2 separate regions of the Homo sapiens genome follow, and region 2 is linked to region 1. A link is an interaction called in ENCODE POLR2A ChIA-PET data of the cell type or tissue named here. Cell type or tissue: HepG2. All regions are shown on one strand.

Evidence for each region. Peaks named below come from ENCODE experiments on the same cell type or tissue, not always from the same donor. Only the 100,000 strongest peaks of a DNase experiment are listed, where the experiment ranks them.
Region 2: POLR2A ChIA-PET joins it to region 1 with 13 read pairs; 30 of 35 experiments call an interaction of 5 or more read pairs at or near these places.

What each region holds. Positions count from the first base shown.
Region 1 is chr11:62,023,523-62,028,522 of GRCh38, forward strand. No RefSeq gene overlaps it. Among named protein-coding and RNA genes, the nearest start is that of LINC02733, 56 kb to the right of the region's middle. RefSeq lists an enhancer at 2,066-2,165. In HepG2, a CTCF peak has its summit at 1,701; a DNase peak (open chromatin) is centred at 2,179; H3K4me3 peaks cover 1,297 bases.
Region 2 is chr11:61,958,789-61,963,788 of GRCh38, forward strand. BEST1 (bestrophin 1) reads left to right here. Exons shown (of 11, transcript NM_004183.4): 8 at 710-790; 9 at 1,104-1,255; 10 at 3,467-4,105. LOC107984334 (a long non-coding RNA gene) reads right to left here and starts at 1,104. Exons shown (of 2, transcript XR_001748245.2): 1 at 944-1,104. In HepG2, no CTCF peak of the experiment used is centred here; a DNase peak (open chromatin) is centred at 2,923.

The DNA of each region.
Region 1 (5,000 bases):
TGATAGACTGATAAAGAAAATGTGGTATATATACACCGTGGAATACTATGCAGCCATAGAAAGGAATGAGGTCATGTCCTTTGCAGGGACGTGAATGGAGCTGGAAGCCATTATCCTCAGCAAACTAATACAGGAACAGAAAACCAAACGCTGATTGTTCTCACTTATAAGTGGGAGCTGAGTGATGAGAACACATGGACACAAGAGGGGAACAACACACACTGGGGTCTGTAGGAAGGTTAGAGGGGGAAGGAGAACATCAGGAAGAATAGCTAATAGATGCCGGGCTTAATACCTAGGGAATGGGTTGATCTGTGCAGCAAACCACCATGGCACTGCACATGTACCCTGGAACTTAAAAGTTGAGAAAAAAAAAGTGATCTTAGTAAGTGCAAAAGACTGGAATGAGATCTTCCAATCACGTCTGACTCAACCTCTAATTCTTGCTGTGAAAATGTATATGATATATTAAAAAATCAAATAAAAATGGCTTTTAGAATCGTATAAAAAAGAAAATAACCTGAAATTCCAAGAAAACAGGCAAAGATGAACATTAAAAGCATTAGGATGGTTGTTTGTAGGGGAGAAGGGAATAGGAATTGTGATAAAAGAAAATAGCTTAAATAGCTTTTTTTTTAGACAGGGTCTCACTCTGTCGCGAAGGCTGGAGTGCAGTGGTGTGATCTCGGTTCACTGCAACCTCTGCCTCCTGGGTTCAAGTGATTCTCTTGTCTCAGCCTCCTGAGTAGCTGGGATTATGGGCATGTGTCACCACACCTGGCTAATTTTTGTATTTTTATTATTTTTATTTTTATTTTTATTTTTTTTGAGATGGAGTTTCACTCTTGTCACCCAGGCTGGAGTGCAATGGCGCACTCTCGGCTCACACAACAACTGCCTTTCAGGTTCAAGCGATTCTCCTGCCTCAGCCTCCCCAGTAGCTGGGATTATAGGTGCCCATCATCACATCCAGCTAATTTTTTGTAATTTTAATAGAGACGGGATATCACCACGTTGTCCAGGCCGGTCTTGAACTCCTGACCTCAGGTGATCCACCTGCCTCGGCCTCCCAAAGTGCTGGGATTACAGGTGTGAGCCACCAAGCCCGGCCATAATTTTTGTATTTTTAGTAGAGACAGGGTTTTGCCATGTTGGCCAGGCTGGTCTCGAACTCCCGACCTCAGGTGATCCACCCACCTCGGCCTCCCAAAGTGCTGGGATTACAGGCGTGAGCCACCGCGCCTGGCCATAATTTTTGTATTTTTCCATGTTGCCATGGAACATGGCATGTTGTATTTTTAATAGAGACGGGGTATCACCATGTTGGCCAGGCTGGTCTCGAACTCCTGACCTCAGGTGATCCACCCACCTCAGCCTCATAAAGTGCTGGGATTACAGGCGTGAGCCACCATGTCTGGCCAGAAAATAGCTATTTTTAAAAGGAGTGCAAAGTGAGGGTTTCGCACAGAAACTGGTATGTGGTAAGTGCTCCCTAAGTGTCAGCTATTACTAATTAATTAAGAAACAAGTAGTCCAAAGACAGTCAGTGTGTTTCCCCAAGCACACATCTTGGTAAGTTCCATGAAGAGGCATGGTCTGTAACTGTCTTGCCATGATCATTTTTTCAGGAGCCTAGAGCAGTGTTTGGCAGTCGATATGTCTTGAATGATTGAACAAAAGCTAGTTTGTGACAGAGCCACCCAGCGGAATGTTCACCTCGTCCAACTCTTCTACACAATCGAGAGAAACATTCTTTTCTAATTTCCTTCCTTTTTTAGAAAAAATTAATAGACCTTGGTTCTGTCCCCAACGGTCTGAATTAGGGGTTAATTAGGGTTAACCACATTTTGTATTTATATGTCCTTTCCTATGGAGACATCAAAGCCCAGAAATGTCACCTCAATGCCCATACAGCTTTCCCCTCACCTCCAAGAGTGACAGAGTGAAATTTAGAATCCCAGGCCCTTGCAGGTAAGTCTGACAGTTTCAGTGAGCTCTGGACGGGGAGGTGCCCACAGGGTTTGTTGGTCCAGAAAGCAACAGAACTCAGTAGGCTAAAGGGAAGTGAGTCAGTGTCTTAATGCACATGGATTTCAAAACAGTAGGGACTGCAGACTTCATGGTGTGAAGAAACGCATCTGACAGCTTTGTTATTACATCAGGAAAGCTGCAGTCAGCAGACACGTACGGGATGTGGGAGGTTTGTTTTGACCACACCCCTGTCAATAGTTACAAGATAAGCCAAAGCAAGAAGCACAGACACCATGCCTGGCAGAAAAGCGGCCGTTTGCGGAACTATTTTATGTAACACAAAACCACGTTTTCGGTCCGTAAGGCAGGGTCTCCACCTCATTGTGTGTGCACAGATCAAGCAATGACGATGGCTCTTGCCTACAGGAAGCAGCAGAATGTCCATGACCTTCCCCAGTGAGATCATCACTTCTACGGTGCCTGGGACTTCCTTACCTCTTTTTAAAGATCTCCCTCTGTGACAGCCCCCACCTTGCTCACGGAGGACTTAGTCTTCTTATTTGAGTCTTTAGAGCCAGCAGTGGCTAGCATGTTAGACTCACCTGGAGAGCTTTTAAAAAATCCCAGTACTTGGCTGCACTCAGACTGATTAAATTAGAACCTCTGGGCACACACACACAAAAAAATGCTAGACGCGATGTCTCACGCCTGTAATCCCAGCACTTTGGGAGGCCGAGGCAGGTGGATCATTTGAGGTCAGGAGTTCAAGACCAGCCTGGGCAACATGGCAAAAACTCATCTCTACTAAAAATATAAAAATTAATCAGATGTGGTGGTGCATACCTGTAATCCCAACTACTCAGGAGGCTGAGTCAGGAGAATCTCTTGAACCCGGGAGGCAGAATTTGCAGTGAGCCGAGATAGCACCACTGCCTTCTAGCCTGGAAGACAGAGCTAGACTCCATCTCAAAAATAATAATAATAATAAAAAGAACCTCTGAGGGTTGGGCTCAGGCAACAGTATTTTTTAAGCTCCCCAAGGTGGTCCTGACCAGGCCAAGATTGAGTAGCCTTGCTTTTGTGTCTTGCTGATAGGATGCATTCAGTAGATTTATTAAACAAAACCTTATTCCTTCAGTGAAGGCCAGTGACAGAGCCCTTGTTCTGGCCATTTTACTGGGCCAAGTTATAAGTAAGAATCATCTGCCAAGGCACAGGCCTATTGGCCCTCATCTCCTGTGGTTCCCAAAGCAAAACTGTTACTGGATGGAAGGTCTTGACTGTGAGTTGTCCAGGTTCTTGGCATGTTGAGCAAAGAATTGAACAAAATGCACAAAGCAACAAAAGAATGAAACAACGAAAGACAAACAAAGCAACACGAGAACGGAGTAATGAAAGCACAGATTTATCGAAGCAAAAGTACATTCCACAGAGTAGGAGCAGGCTTGAGCAAGTGGCTCAAGAGCCACCCCACCTCTCTCATTTAAGGATTTTTATTAGGCTAAAGGAATTTGGAAACACCGCTAGGTGCCCTTTAGAGGCCTCCAATTTGTTACACCCTATGAAGGATTGGCCTGTGACCAGTCAGAGGCTGAAGTGGAGCCTCAGCCTGCAGTCAATCAGAGGCTGAAGTAAAAACTTCTGTCTTGCCATCACAGGGGTGAGGTGTGGCCTGTGTGCTGCCTAATCTTGCCTAGAACTGGCTGCACCTGCTGTTCTTTTGCTTCTATCTTAACTCTTGGTTTACCCTCCCTGTTCTTCTGCCTCAATATGGCTTTGCTGAGGGCACAATTGGGGCCCAAGGGCCTTCAGACTCAACAGTATGGGGCCTTGGCATTGCTCCTCCCGGATTTGCCATTCACCTGGTGCTAATCTGAGAGGACCCCAAGAGAACCCACTTCTGTAGTTCCCCATGAGGTGTCCAGCTTCTGGGGAAACTGTTGTCCAGTGCAGTAGCTCCAGGGTTAGGATGGCAGGGGCTGGGAGCTGCAGCTGGAATTCCAGCAGAACCGGGAGGGTCCCTCTCCTTGGAGCTGTCATTCCTCGTTCTCCAGCTTTCCTTGACTCCAAAACACCATCAAGGCTGACTGTTCCGTATGACAAAGATAGGATTGGATTTAAAGGAGAAAATATAACTTGCTTCTCAGGTAACCGAGAAGGTGCAAGGGGTAGCCCAGTTGGAGCTGCAAATGCCAGTTACAGGGTAAGTAGCAATTGTCGCATTGTTTGGGTTCTGCTCTCTAGAGAAACCCTTCAGATATTGTAATGACAGGAGCAGCCCAAACTGGGTCTACTCTGTTGATAGCAAAATGTTGAGTTACTTTTTAGGTATAATAGAGCCCAAAACTGTAAGTCATGGAGCCTGGGCATGCACGATAGAAGACTTAACCTCGAACAACACCAATACCCAAACCAATAATTCCTCCCCTCTGAACCAAGAAGACCAGAACAGGATCAGACATGATTGGAATCTAAAAGAGGCAGGAACACTTTTGGAAGCAAGGGGTCCAGGCGAGGCGTGGTGGCTCACACCTGTAATCCCAGCACTTTGGGAGGCTGAGGCGGGTGGGTCACCTGTCAGGAGTTCCAGACCATCCTGGCCAACATGGTGAAACTTGTCTCTACGAAAAATACAAAATTAGCCAGGCGTAGTGGTGCATGCCTGTAGTCCCAGCTAGTCGGGAGGCTGAGGCGGGAGAATCACTTGAACCTGGGAGGCAGAGGTTGCAGTGAGCCGAGATCGCCCCACTGTACTCTAGCCTGGGCAACAGAGCTAGACTCCGTCTCAAGAAAAACAAAAAACAAACAAACAAACAAAAAACAACCTAGGATCAATAGAAAGGAAATGTCTGGGTTTCCTTTGTGGAGAAAAAGGCTGTGGAGACCAAAGTTCTTATTGTGCAGAGGAAGTCTTCAGGTAGCAGGTTTCAGAGAGAATAGATTATAAATGCTTCTTATCAGGTCTGTGTTGATTTTATATGAGGCATGTCGGACCCCCACTTCCCATCATGGCCTGAACCAGTCTCTCA
Region 2 (5,000 bases), 65 kb before region 1:
CACCCACTCTCTCTCCCTTCCTACCTTCCTTTATTTTTTGGTAATGGGGGTGTAAGTCTCTGTCTCTGCCCTTCCTGTCACTGTGACACACACACACACACACACACACACACACACATACACACACACACACACGCATTCCTATTCCTCTAAATTCCCCCTGCCCCCCCAGTTATCTTTGGTTTCTGCAGATCAAAACAAATCACACTTTTATGCTTGAAATTCTCCGGGGTGCCCCAGTGGCCTGCAAGATGTCCCCTGGACCCCTAAGGCAGACGCGTGTCACCTCTTCGGGGCTTTGTTAGGGCATTTTAGAGGTTGCTATCCAGGAATCTGCCCACCTAGACTGCCCTTTAGTTCAGCCCAGCTTCAGTATATATCTCTGTTGCATGAATGAATAAAATTATGCAACTCCAGGTAAGATACATGAGGTGAGATAAAGGCAGTGACTCAGCCGAGTGATACACTCAGGGACAGCTGTGGGTGTTCAGGGAAGGACTGGCTCAGAAGAGTTAGAGGGGCTGTGTCCAGAAGTGTGTGGGTGCCCACAAGTGTGGGGGGCTGGAGCCCTAAACTCTGCCTTTGAAGACAGTGGTCAGGCAGGAAGGGCGTCATGGGGTGTGGAAATAGCAGCAGCTGAGGTTTAAAGGGGGAAGCTGGCTTTGAGGAGTTCTGCCTGAGGGTTTACAGAGCCTCACCTGTCCCCAAGGTGGCAGAGCAGCTCATCAACCCCTTTGGAGAGGATGATGATGATTTTGAGACCAACTGGATTGTCGACAGGAATTTGCAGGTATGGGGAGAGGGAGAGAAACCATACCATGGACCTTCCCCAAAGTGGACCCAAAGAGAGGACCCCACTGTTCTGTAGGGAGGCCTCACAGTGAATGATCAACCCTTCCCCTCCTCCCTCCTGCAGCCAGTCATTCACTCACAGGATTCTCACCTCAATCTTTGAGGCTGCAGGCAGGCACCCATCTCCCCATTTCACAGGCAGGGAAACTGAGGTCCAGAGAGAGGGAGAGATTCCTCCAAGTCATCAGGCACATACAAGGTCCTGCCTGGGATGATCTTTCTGTGGGACTTCTTCTGTCCCTGGTGACCAGGTGTCCCTGTTGGCTGTGGATGAGATGCACCAGGACCTGCCTCGGATGGAGCCGGACATGTACTGGAATAAGCCCGAGCCACAGCCCCCCTACACAGCTGCTTCCGCCCAGTTCCGTCGAGCCTCCTTTATGGGCTCCACCTTCAACATCAGGTGTGGCCAGAGCCAGGGGGCTGGGTGGGAAGCCCCTCCTAGTGCAGGGGTCTGCCTAGGAACTTAGAATAGCACTAGTTAATGCATACAGGTTGCTTCAGTAAGTGTCAGGCACTGTACTATGCTCTTTATAAACATTAACTATTTTTTTCCTCCCAATAATTCTGGTTTGTTATCCCAAGTTTTCAGATAATTAAAGTACAGGTTCAGAGAGAGTAAGTTGTCCAAGGCCACATAGCTACCAAATGGTGCATTTGCTACTCGAAGGACAGCCTGTGATCAGTGATGCAGTGGAACGTTAGGACCTGGCTCTTGTCATCCAGAACTATGTTTTCTTTTCTTTTTGAGACAGTATCTCGCTCTGTCGCCCAGGTTGGAGCGCAGTGGCGTGATCTTGGCTCACTGCAACCTCCGCCTCCTGGGTTCAAGTGATTCTCCTGCTTCAGCCTCCCCAGTAGCTGGGATTACAGGTGCCCACAACCACAACTGGCTAATTTTTGTACTTTTAGTAGAGATGAGGTTTCACCATGTTGGCCAGGCTGGTCTCCAACTCCTGACCAGTAATCTGCCCGCTTTGGCCTCCCAAAATGCTGGAATTATAGGTGTCAAAACTATGTTTTCTGATAAGCTACGATGCTTGGATGGGAAGTGGAAGTGGGGTTCCCTGGGATGGGGGAGGGGCAGCAAAGTCCCAGCAGGCAGCCAGGCCATCACAGGTACCTCCTGAATTGACTTTGTCCTACCGAGTAAAGGGCTCAGGCCACCCACAGCAGCCAGACTTATCCCCACATGGTCCCACTTCCCTGATTCCATCTGAATCCCTCTTGAGCTGCAGTGGGCTGAAGGGCTATCCCAGCTGGTCCTTTCTCCCCAGGACAACAGAGTTGAAAGTGCCTTGGAGAGTGTTGGGCACATGTCAGGGTTCATACTCAAGGGTTTCTTCCACGGTATCCAGTGCTGTTCTCGCTTGTTCTTTTCTTTTTTTTTTTTTAAACGGAGTTTCACTCTTGTTGCCCAGAGCTGGAGTGCAGTGGCATAATCTCGGCTCACTGCAACCTCCGCCTCCCAGATTCAAGCAATTCTCCTGCCTCAGCCTCCTGAGTAGCTGGGATTATAGGTGCCAGCCACCAAGCCCGGCTAATTTTTGTATTTTTAGTAGAGACAGTTTCACCATGTTGGCCAGGCTGGTCTCGAACTCCTGACCTCAGGTGATCCACCCTCCTCAGCCTCCCAAAGTGCTGGGATTACATGTGTGAGCCACTGTGCCTGGCTGCTTGTTCTTTTAAGAACCAAATATCCTACTAGACTGCAATCGAGTTTAACTACAGTCTATAGATAGTGTGAGGAAGGGTTGGGAAGGTGATCAAATGAAGGCTGGAGGCTTGCTTAGGTCAGAAACATTTCTGGAGGATGACTTTGAGCCCTACATGGTCTGTACCCCAGCAGCTGAAGGTTGTTGAGGGGTGGGGAGGGCTGAAAACAGAACGATAAAGCATAGACCTTGTCTCCAAGGAATGCACAATTTATGGAGGGAGCTCAAACCCAAGCCTCAAACTCTGGATACAAGGTACAAAGTACTGGATGTCCAGAAAAGGGACAGAACATGGAACACAGTCATCTTTGTCTGCCTGGGAGGCGGCTTCCAGCTGGGTCTGGAGCTGAGCCATGGAACATGGGAAGAATCTGAACTTGGGCAAGGGCAGGCCATACTCTCTGGTAGATAAGCTTTCCCTTGCAGGGTAAAGGTCTGGGGCTCCCGGGATGCCTGTTGCTAGGAAGTCAAATTTCTCTTTGTGGATGTCACTCCCAGTTGGAACCACAAATTCCTGGCATTGCCCAGAGTCACTCATGGGCCTCATCTGAACCACTCATGCCAGGGCACCAGTGTTTCTGACTGCCTGGAGTGAGGGGTTTTACAGGGGAAGTGAATGATGAGGAGGCCTTTACACGCCAGGCGGGGTGGTTGCGGGGGTTGGATGTTAACTCTGGTCAAGAGGGAATCAACAAACAGTGAGGTGAGCTGGGCCTGGAGGGATCACCGGGAGGTACAGGACAGATCAGGAGAGAGGTGAGAGCTGGGGCATGGTGAGGAAGACGGTGTGGCCTTGGCTTGGGCCAACTGAGAGAGAGGAGCGGGGGTAAGGGAGAAGTAAGGCCAGGTGTTGGTCCTTTGTCCACTGGCTCAGCCCTGCATCTCCTGTTTCTTTCCAGCCTGAACAAAGAGGAGATGGAGTTCCAGCCCAATCAGGAGGACGAGGAGGATGCTCACGCTGGCATCATTGGCCGCTTCCTAGGCCTGCAGTCCCATGATCACCATCCTCCCAGGGCAAACTCAAGGACCAAACTACTGTGGCCCAAGAGGGAATCCCTTCTCCACGAGGGCCTGCCCAAAAACCACAAGGCAGCCAAACAGAACGTTAGGGGCCAGGAAGACAACAAGGCCTGGAAGCTTAAGGCTGTGGACGCCTTCAAGTCTGCCCCACTGTATCAGAGGCCAGGCTACTACAGTGCCCCACAGACGCCCCTCAGCCCCACTCCCATGTTCTTCCCCCTAGAACCATCAGCGCCGTCAAAGCTTCACAGTGTCACAGGCATAGACACCAAAGACAAAAGCTTAAAGACTGTGAGTTCTGGGGCCAAGAAAAGTTTTGAATTGCTCTCAGAGAGCGATGGGGCCTTGATGGAGCACCCAGAAGTATCTCAAGTGAGGAGGAAAACTGTGGAGTTTAACCTGACGGATATGCCAGAGATCCCCGAAAATCACCTCAAAGAACCTTTGGAACAATCACCAACCAACATACACACTACACTCAAAGATCACATGGATCCTTATTGGGCCTTGGAAAACAGGTCTGTCCTCCACCTGAACCAGGGGCACTGCATTGCCCTGTGCCCCACCCCAGCTTCCCTTGCTCTGAGCCTACCCTTCCTCCACAATTTCCTAGGGTTCCATCACTGCCAGAGCACACTGGACCTACGCCCAGCACTGGCTTGGGGTATATACTTGGCCACCTTCACAGGGATCCTAGGGAAGTGTTCGGGACCTTTTCTCACTTCACCCTGGTATCACCCGGAAGACTTCTTGGGACCAGGTGAAGGAAGATGAGGTTGTGCTGACCAGAATGCTGCTGGAGAACTGCCCCAGGGCTGACAGGCCAGGCTTAGCTGAGCAGATGTTATCACTGGCCCCAACTTACTTTGAGCAAGGGTGGCTGACCCAAAACCATGAGGTGGCAGTCAGCTGGATGACAGATGAACACTTCCCCCATAACTATTTAGGGTAGTACCCAAGCACTACAGGAAAGGGTGGCAGGAACTGCCTCACTCCTAGGAACTGGTAGATGGTGAGGTTGAGGGTGTCCAGCGCCCTTAGGTCATTTTCTCACTGCCTGGGAACCTCACCAAAATACTTCTTGCTTCCTTGGGGTCAGCCCAAAGCTGTCACAAAATCAGATATTTCCCTTTATTCCAGATTTCCTGGACACTTTCACCCAATTATAAACACCCCACTTCAGCCCCAATCACGTGGGAGGAAGTGTAACTTCCCTTTTCTGGATTCTCAAGCAGTTACTTTCACGGTCAGAACACGCAGCTATTATGATTGAAAACTTAAAAGGGCAACAATTTCAGTCTTGCTTCTAGGGCTAGACAGGAACTTGGCAAACATCTGTGGCCTGTTCAGCAAAGGATGTTAATATTTAAGAATCTTGTCTTGGGCTGGGTGTGGAGGCAAGTGGATCACAGG